Regions from separate parts of the Homo sapiens genome. Here region 2 is linked to region 1. The links are chromatin loops, found by intact Hi-C in ENCODE. Cell type or tissue: K562. All regions are shown on one strand.

Region 1 (5,000 bases):
ACTTAGTTAAAAATCACACAAATTGTTCTCAGCAAAGCTAGAATTTAACTCCATAGAAGTCTAACCCTAAGTCCATGGCCTTTCTAGAACACCACAGTTAACATATCTTATTCATCCTTATGAATGGGAACCTAGCTCAGTGTTTTACACATTGTAGATGTTCAGTAAATGTTCAGTGAAAGAAAAGGAAAAAGCCTAAATACCTAGGCATACCACTTTTCATCTCTGTTCTGGTCAGAAAACTGTCAAGCACCTATCCAAACACTGAATACTCTTACTGAAGATTAATAGGACCTACAGTTGTGATTCTTAATCATGGATGCACACCAGAATCACCTGGGAAACTTTAAGAACTACTGACGCATGGAAATCATCAGAATATCAGAAATTCTGATATATGTGGTCTGGGATGTAGGGGGATTGGGATTTTCAAGAGCTCCTCAAGTTATTCTAATGTCCAGCCCAAGTTGAGAACCACTGCTCTAGAGGTTCCCAAATATAAAACCATATGAAAAAGCCATCTCACCAATTGCTGCTGGGCATGAGGTACATGACAAAGTGACAAGGAACAATAAGGTTTTCGGGGGTGTAGGGTTACTGGAGTGAGGAGAAACAAATTTAAAAGTGGCTAAATAACTTGCTACACATGGATAAAAGATGACAGTAGGAAGTACTGTGTAGTATAATAATGGTATTACAGTTATATAAGCAAATGTCCTCATGTTTTTGGAGAGTCATGATAAAGTATTTGGGAGAGAAATGTCATAATGTTTAAAACCTCCAAACTGTTCAGCAAAACAAATACAATCACATATATAGATAAAGCAAATATGACAAAACTTTGACAATTATTGAATCTAGGTGGTGGGTGATCATTTTACTTAACTTTTCTGTATGTTTAAAATTATTCATAATAAAATGTTGGGAGGGAGAAAATATCTCAGCCGGGTACCGTGGCTAATGCCTGTAATCCCAGCACTTTGGGAGGCTGAGGTGGGCAGATCACGATGTCAGGAGATCGAGACCATCCTGGCTAATACGCTGAAATCCCGTCTCTACTAAAAATACAAAAAATTAGTCGGGTGTGGTGGCACGTGTCTGTAGTCCCAGCTACTCAGGAGGCTGAGGCAGGAGAATCGCTTGAACCCGGGAGACAGAGGTCGCAGTGAGCCGAGATCGTGCCACTGCACTTCAGCCTGGGTGACCGAGCGAGATCCTGTCTCAAAATAAATAAATAAATAAAAAATAAATGTTGGGAGGGGGAAAATATCTTGCCACAATATACAGATAATTAATCCATCATATTTGGAAAGCTGTCTTGGTAATTTATTTCTTTTTCTTTAAACTTTATTTCTTCCACAAGAAAACATCTGCAAGTAAATGGTAATTTTTTTAGATGGAATGTTTTTTGTTTTTTTTTTGAGACAGAGTCTTGCTCTGTCGCCAGGCTAGAGTGCAGTGGTGTGATCTCGGCTCAACTGTAACCTCCACCTCCCGGGTTCAAACGATTCTCCTGCCTCAGCCTCCAGAGTAGCTGAGACTACAGGTGCGCACCACCACGTCCAGCTAATTTTTGTATTTTTAGTAGAGATGGGTTTCACCATGTTGGCCAGATGGTCTCGATCTCTTGACCTCATGATCCACACGCCTCGGCCTCCCAAAGTGCTGGGATTACAGAAGTGAGTCATGGCGCCCAGCTGGAATGCAAGGCTTTTTAAAGGAGGTGGCAGTTCACACTATCCCCACTGAAAGAATATAAAATAAAAGCCTGCTTTTAAAGTATTTAAAGTCTGTTTATAAATATTTTCTCTCAACTCTAATTAGCCAGTTCCTTTTTAGCTATTTCCTTATAACTGCCTAATAGGCGAAACTCATATACTCTACAGAGTTTTTGATGCTTCACTCTTTCCAGGAGTCAGATTTCCCAATGCTTATCACAAAGGTTTCTGTCCTGTCAGCAGCTTAAGGTTGCCTGCCATCAAATAGTCCTCACCTCTGAGTGACACTAAGAGGTACCACCCATGACCTGGAAGAGAATGGTGGCCTCCAGTAGAACTGAGTTACATTCTCCTAGGACGTAATATAATCTCTCTCCACTAGCTCTCAAAAGCAGCTCAGAAGCAGTGATCTGTAACAAGGGTCACCCAAGGTAAAACTGGGAAGTAGTTAACACTGTCTCTACCACGCCCTCCACAAGCAGCTGAAGACACTCCAACTCTAAACCTTTCCCTATCTCTTCTATATCTGTTTCCTTTACTACACTTAATTTTAAGCTGTGAATCAATTAAATAAATGAATCCTAACTAGTGTTTAGCTAACTGGCCTTTTAAGAAATGGCTAGAATGTCTAGCTCTTGGCAGTCTCATCAAATCACATCATGGCCACCTATTCTGATACAATTACACTTACACATATTTTGAAGTACCTACCTACACAGAGTGTCTCCTTTAAAGTTCATATAAAATGAAGTCAATTTTTCTTACAGTTTAAATGTCAGTCACTGACTGGTCATGCTTGCTTCTTTCTCCATGGCTTCTCAGGAGGCTCATGCATACATTCATTCATTCATTTTAGAGACAAGGTCTCGATCTGTGGCCCCAGCTGGAGTGTAGTCACATGATCATGGCTCACTACAGTCTTAAACTCGTGGGCTCAAGCAATCCTCCTGCCTCAGTCTCCCAAGACACTGGGATTTCAGGTGTGAGCCACCTTGCCTGGCTAGAAGATGCATCTAAAATAAAATACCTCAATTGGGCCAGGCATGGTGGCTCAAGCCTGTAATCCCAACACTTTGGGAGGTTGAGGCGGGAGAACTGCTTGAGCCCAGGAGTTTGAGACCAGCCTGGCCCACACAGTGAGACCTTGTTTCTACAAAAAATAAACAAAATTAGCCGGGCATGGTGGTGCACACCTTTAGTTCCAGCTACTCAAGAGGTTGATGTGGAAGGGTTGCTTGAGCCCAGGAGGTTGAGGCTCCAGTGAGCCATTACTGTATCACTGCACTCTAGCCTGGGTGACAGAACGAGACTCTATCTCAAAAAATAAAATAAAATAAAATAAAATAAAGTACTTCAATTAAAGAATGCTTTTAAATGAATGTATAGGTCAGTGTAAAGTAAGTACTCACTGTCCTCCTTAGTTTAGTCAAAACTATGGTGAATTTTAAGGAACACAAAAATGAATCTTAGCTCAATATTAAAGATGCTTATTCTAGTAATCTTCCTAACTCCCTTATCTTAAAGAGATGATCAGAATCACCATAACAATCACTTTGAATGCTTTTGCCAAATCTGATTGTCAGTGTTCCATTCTGCTCTCAATATTTCTAAAACTAAAGGCAATAAATTCATTTACAAAAATGCTTACATAACTTGGTAGACATTCTAGCCAGTAGATGTAAACAGTAAAGATGGAGCACTTTTGTAAATTATCAATAGTACTTAGTTTATCCTAGTAAAGGGACAAGCACTTAAAGACAAGCAAAACAAAATTAAGAACTATTAATGGATAAAAGATGTTAGTGGCTGGGTGTGGTGGCTCATGCCTATAATCCCAGCACTTTGGGAGGTCAAGGTGGGTGGATCACCTGAGGTTAGGTGTTCAAGACCAGCCTGGCCAACATGGTGAAACTCCGTCTCTACTAAAAATAGTAATAATAATAATAATAATACAAAAATTAGCCAGGCATGGTGGCACCTGCCTGTAGTCCCAGCTACTCGAGAGGCTGAGGCAGGAGAATTGCTTGAACCCAGGAGGCAGAGGTTGCAGTAAACAGAGATCACGCCACTGCACTCCAGCCTGGGTGACAGACCGAGAATCAAGACTCCGTCTCAAAAAAAAAAAAAGAAAAAAAAAGAAAACCCCGTCTCTACTAAAAATACAAAAAAATTAGCCAGGCGTGGTGGCAGGCACCTGTAGTCCCAGCTACTAGGGAGGCTGAGACAGGAGAATGGCGTGAACCTGGGAGGTGGAGCTTGCAGTGAGCGGAGATCGCACCACTGCACTCCAGCCTGGGCAACAGAGCGAGACTCCGTTTCTAAAAAGAAAAAAAAAAAAAAACAGTTAGTGAGCAATGTGTATAACAATGTATCAGTGACATTACTATCATTCACTGTAATCTAGTGGATGAAGGGAGGTGGTTAAATTTGACATGCTCTTATACGTATCTGGTTTAATAAAACCCAGACCATAGACTGAAGCCACACTGAAATAGGTTATACTTCTCTTCACCTAATTTTCCAGAGGAACATACAGATTCTGGTTTCCCTTGTGAATATGACAAAAAAAAAACCCCACAAAAAACAAAAACAACACAACAAACACATGGATGGATATCTTTATGCCTGAAAACAAAACAAACTGCTTTTTACTTCAAGTGTTGTATAAAGTCAAAACAAACCTTACTCTTTGCTCTCAACTTCTAAATGTTACCCTAACACCCCTGCCACCTTAAATAAGACCCAGCAGTGATCTAACACCCACTATACTTACAGCTCATCTTATGATTATCTTGTACTAATGTGGATTACATAACAAGCAGCTTCTCTGGCCACAACAGCTCTCCCTTCTGAGCCATTCAGGCAATTACAGTAGTCCCCCCTACCCTTAACCTTGGAGGATACATTCCAAGACCCCCGGTGGGTACCTGAAACCACGAATAGTACCTAACCTTACATAAACTGTTTTTTTGATCTGATAACCAACACAGCTACGAAGTGCCTAACTTTGTAGCAGCCAGCGCATACAACATGCATATACTAGATAAAGGCTAACAGTTTACATCCTGGGTGGGACAGGGTGGGATGGTGCAAGATTTCATCATGCTACTCAGAATGAGGCACAATTTAAAATTTAGGCCGGGTGTGGTGGCTCCTGTCTGCAGTCCCAGCTACTCGGGAGGCTAAGGCAGGAGAATCGCTTGAACCCAGGAGGTGGAGGCTGCAGTGAGCAGAGATCGTGTCACTGCGCTCCAGCCTGGGTGACAGAGCGAGACTCCGTCT
Region 2 (5,000 bases), 130 kb after region 1:
TTAGCCAGGATGGTCTCAATCTCCTGACCTCATGATCCACCTGCCTCGGCCTTCCAAAGTGCTGGGATTACAGGCGTGAGCCACCACGCCCGGCCCTCTCCAGCCTTATTTTACCATCGTCTGATACAATATAATTTACTTATTTAGAACTTTTACTTGGTCTCGACTCACTAGGATGAAAGCTCCATGAGGACGGGGATTTTTGTTTTGTTTACTCATCAGCATCTAGGACCATGCCTAGTTCACAGCAGGCAATCAATAAATACTTGTTGAATAAAAACGCAATGAATTGGCCGGGCGCAGTGGCTCACACCTGTAATCCCAGCACTTTGGGAGGCCAAAGCGGGCGGACCACGAGGTCAGGAGATTGAGACCATCCTGGCTAAAACTGTGAAACCCCGTCTCTACTAAAAATACAAAAAATTAGCCAGGCGTGGTGGCGGGCACCAGTAGTCCCAGCTACGCCGGAGGCTGAGGCAGGAGAATGGCGTGAACCCGGGAGGCGGAGCTTGCAGTGAGCCGAGATCGCACCACTGCACTCCATCCAGACTGGGTGACAGAGCGAGACTCGGTCTCAAAAATAAAAAAAAAAAAAATGAATTTACCAACTTGTGCATTAACGTTATTTTATTCATGGTGAATACACACATGCTGGGAATTGTACACTCTTAGAACTATAACTCTAAGTAAAAGTAGATATTACTCTTAATGTGTTATCCCTAAGCTTGTGTCTTGGCAAGTAGTCAATATGGCTCTATGTTTAAGAAAAACCACCCTGATGTGTATTAACAGAGTAAGAAAATGTTAAATAGTGGGAAAAACTGGAAAAATGGTGGACAAATTAAATAACAATAGGTTCCTTGGACCCATCATGCCTCACAATAAAGACAAACATAAAAATCAACTTTCCCAGATGAATCTCAAATTAAAGTTCCAGGTGAATATCCCTTTTCCTACTACTAGCACTGAACTTCAAGGGGCTTACAAGAAACAGAGGTGAAAAGCAAAGTGGCCTACAAGGAATAAAGTAAAGCCTATGCATTGGAAGAAGAGATTATTTTTCATTATCAAATGCATTAAAACGAAGTTAGCTTGGCAGAGCCTCAGTACCTCCAAAAAAAAAAAAAGACAACCACAATCCCCATAACCAGGGCCTGGACACTAAAGACCACATTACATACTAACAAGCCACTATATACTTACATTGTATCCTCACAAGTAAGGGATATCTGGTCTGAAAGTCAGAAAACTAAAATGCAGATTACCCAGAGAAAGAATAAGAGAAGGGAGGTGAAGAATGTGAATAAGCTCTGGATGTCACATTTTATTTTATATTTATTATTAATTAATTATTATTTTGAGATTTCACTCTGTGACCCAGGCCGGAGTGCAGTGGTGTGTTCGTAGCTCACTACAGCCTTGACCTGGAGGGCTCAAGCCACTCAGGAGGTACTGGAGACTACAGGTGCACACCACCAGACCTGTCTAATTTTATTTTTTTTAGAGGACTAAATAAATATGTATATATATATAAATTTCTTTTGCCATTTTCATAAGAGAAAAAATTGGTTAGCAGTTTTTGTCAACCACCACTGATTCAGTGGAAAATGGGCATTTTCACCAAATCTTCAAGCCTCCCCTTCATTCTTATTCATTCTTGTACTGAAATGATCAATAACTCCTAAACTATGTCACTCTTCACAACAAATTCCCAGATGATCTGTAAATCTTATATCTGTCTCCAGATATAAGATTTATACGTTAGCCAGGCATGGTGGCTCATGCCTGTAATCCTAGCACTTTGGGAGGCCGAGACAGGTGGATTGCTTGAGGCCAGGAGTTCAAAACCAGCCTGGCCAACATGGTGAAACCCCGTTTCTACTAAAAATACAAAAAATTAGCCGGCATGATGGCGGGCACCTGTAATCCCAGCCACTCGGGAGGCTGAGGCAAGAGGATCACCTGAACCTGGGAGGTGGAGGTTGCAGTGAGCCAAGATTACGCCATTGCACTCCAGCCTGGGCAACAAGAGTGAAACTCCATCTCAAAAAAAAAAAAAAAAAAAAAAAAAAAAGATTTATAAGTTGTTATTTGAAGAACTAATAACTAAAGCAACAATAATAGGGAATTCATTAACAAAGAACATATATTTGCTGTAGGCATTCTTGGTCTGAATTTTGAGGAACTAGATAGAACATGAAATCAGGGTCTGAAATCTCGTTAGCTGAAAACCAACTCCAAGAAGACTGAGGTGATAATATGCAGAAAGAGAGAAGGAAATGAGTCTGATAAAGAGGTGCAAGAACAGATCCAAGGAAGCATATCCCGCAAGCAACTGTGCTCTGTGATAAACAGTTCTCATTTATATTTTCCTTCAAAGCAATTCAAGGTGTCACAGGATAACTACCACCCCAGGCCCCACTCTACTGGAAGATAAACGTTTTCTTACTTCAGGGTGACCTACTGATCATAATACTTTGACCAGATGACGACTGAATATTTGACTAGGGTTGAATAAAGATCATACCACTTGGCCCAAAGTGGGATAGTTGAACTCCCATATACCAGTAACCCAATTCAAGTCACATGCCTAGTATCTAAGACAGGGGCTTCCAGCTCAATGCTACAGAGACAATCCATATATGTACCAGGTGAAAGAAATAAGTGATAAGACACACACAAACTTACAGATCTTATAGCCATTTGTGGAAGACAATCTGGTTGAAGCAGCTACAACCAGGTCTCATTTTATCGACAGTAACATTTCCACTGTGGTTTCCTGTGCCCTGTGGAATCGTATGCTAGAACCTCCACATAAAAGAACTCAAACAAGTATATTTTCTCTAAAATTAACCTCATAACTTTTCTGGCCTGATTCTTCAAGGCCTAACTGGGAATCACCCACTCATGACAATTATTTTTGGTCTTCATTTTAATATAATAGGCTTCCACTCCAACTTAAACTAGTGAACACCAGAAGAAAGTTGCTTTTAATTAAAGACAATTTTGGGAGGCCGAGGCAAGTGCATCACCTGAGGTTGGGAGTTCGAGACCAGCCTGACCAACATGGAGAAACCCTGTCTCTACTAAAAATACAAAATTAGCCAGATGTGATGGTGCATGCCTGTAATCCCAGCTACTTGGGAGGCTGAGGCAGGAGAATCGTTTGAACCTGGGAGGCAGAGGTTGCAGTGAGCTGAGATCGTGCCATTGCACTCCAGCCTAGGCAACAAGAGCGAAACTCAAAATAAATAAATGAATGAATGAATGACAGTACATGGTAAGGTCTTCAACCAACAAAGTCCACTCTGAGACTATTACCTCAGAATGCTGAAGACTTCTCTTGAGTTAAGGGCTGTGCCAATTTTAGATTTTATTTTCCCAATGGCTAGTCTGACTCAACTGAAAACTTCTGAGGCAGTGCTCTGAGAGATCTTTGACTTCACTTAACATATCAAGGTAAGGTCATTGTCAAGCAATCTGGTGTTATTAATGTCAACAATACTCCTTTATCAAATAACATATCTTTTAGAACAAAAAAGAAACCCAAGTTGATCCTAGACTTCTCTCACCCTTCATATCCAGTAAAATTACTAAGTCCTACAAACTTTACCTCCTAAACATTCCAATCATCAGATCCTTTCTCTTCAACTCAACTGACACAGCATTGCTGCAGATCTTCATCATAACTCACCTGGACAACCATAATTTCCTAAATCATCTCTGTTTTCAGGCTTGCCCCATCCAGTACATCCTTCCTACAGCTGCCAGGACAATCGTAAAACATGACTTTGGCTGGGTGTGGTGGCTCAGGCCGGTAATCCCAGCACTTAGGGAACCCCAGGCGGGTGAATCACCTGAGGACAGTAGTTCCAGACCAGCCTGGCCAACATGGCAAAACCCATCTCTACTGAAAATACAAAAAAATTAGCTAAACGTGGTGGCGTGCGCCTGTAATACCAGCTACTCAGGAGGCTGAGGCAGGAGAATCGCTTGAACCTGGGAGGTGGAGGTTGCAGTGAGCCGAGATCGCACCAGTGCACCCTAGCCTGCACGACAGAGTGAGACTCTGTCTCAAAAAAAAAAAACAAAGTAACACGACTTCATATGATTATCTTTAGAACACAGTTCAAATCCTTTCATATGGCATTTTTTTCTTTTTTGTTTTTTGAGATGGAGTCTCACCCTGTCGCCCAGGTTGGAGTGCAATGGTGCAATCTCAGCTCACTGCAACTCTGCCTCCCAGGTTCAAGAGATTCTCCTGCCTCAGCCTCCTGAGTAGCAGCTGGGATTATAGGTATGCGCCTGGCTAATTTTTTTTTTAATCTTTAGTAGACACAGGGTTTCACCATGTTGGCCAGGCTACTCTTGAACTCCCAACCTCGTGATCCACCCACCTCAGCCTCCCAAAGTGCTGGGATTACAGGTGTGAGCCACCACACCCGGCCAAGATTTTTCATATATCTACCATTGTCTCCCTCTCTATTTATTGTCATGACCACTTACTGTGCACCTACTACATGGCAGGCTCTATGTTAGCACACTGATATAAAGGTGAATAAGACATAGACGGTCACCTAGGCCAGGCCTGGAGGCTCATGCCTGTAATCCCAGCACTCTGGGAGGCTGAGGCAGGCAGATCATGAGGTCAGGAGATGGAGACCATCCTGGCCAACATGGTGCAACCCCGTCTCTACTAAAAATACAAAAATTAGCTGGGTGTGGTGGCACACAACCTGCAGCCGAGATCGCGCCACTGCACTCCAGCCAGGCAACAGAGTGAGACTCCTTATTAAAAAAAAAAAAAAAAAAAAAAAAAAAAAGGCATAGATGGTCACCTAAAGAACTACATGTCAATATTAAAAAAAAAAAAAAAAAGCAGTAATAGAAGTATGAACACAGTAGGAACCCAAAGAAGGAAATTAATCCTGTTAGGGAGGAAATGGGCTGGGGTTAGGGAAGACTTCAGAGAGTAACATCTGAGATTTTTTTTTTGTTGA

What was found. Hi-C counts contacts between places; a loop is a spot of excess contacts. Peaks named below come from ENCODE experiments on the same cell type or tissue, not always from the same donor. Only the 100,000 strongest peaks of a DNase experiment are listed, where the experiment ranks them.
Region 2: a loop joins it to region 1, with 2.6 times the contacts of the local background. A loop is called at or near these places in 1 of 110 quality-filtered maps.

What each region holds. Positions count from the first base shown.
Region 1 is chr15:64,563,903-64,568,902 of GRCh38, reverse strand. All of the region lies in intron 2 of ZNF609 (zinc finger protein 609), which reads right to left. The region is part of intron 4 of LOC101930091 (a long non-coding RNA gene); the gene reads left to right. Among named protein-coding and RNA genes, the nearest start is that of ZNF609, 110 kb to the right of the region's middle. RefSeq lists an enhancer at 4,672-5,000. In K562, no CTCF peak of the experiment used is centred here; a DNase peak (open chromatin) is centred at 2,040.
Region 2 is chr15:64,436,587-64,441,586 of GRCh38, reverse strand. The region is part of intron 11 of TRIP4 (thyroid hormone receptor interactor 4); the gene reads right to left. Among named protein-coding and RNA genes, the nearest start is that of ZNF609, 21 kb to the left of the region's middle. In K562, no CTCF peak of the experiment used is centred here; a DNase peak (open chromatin) is centred at 2,396.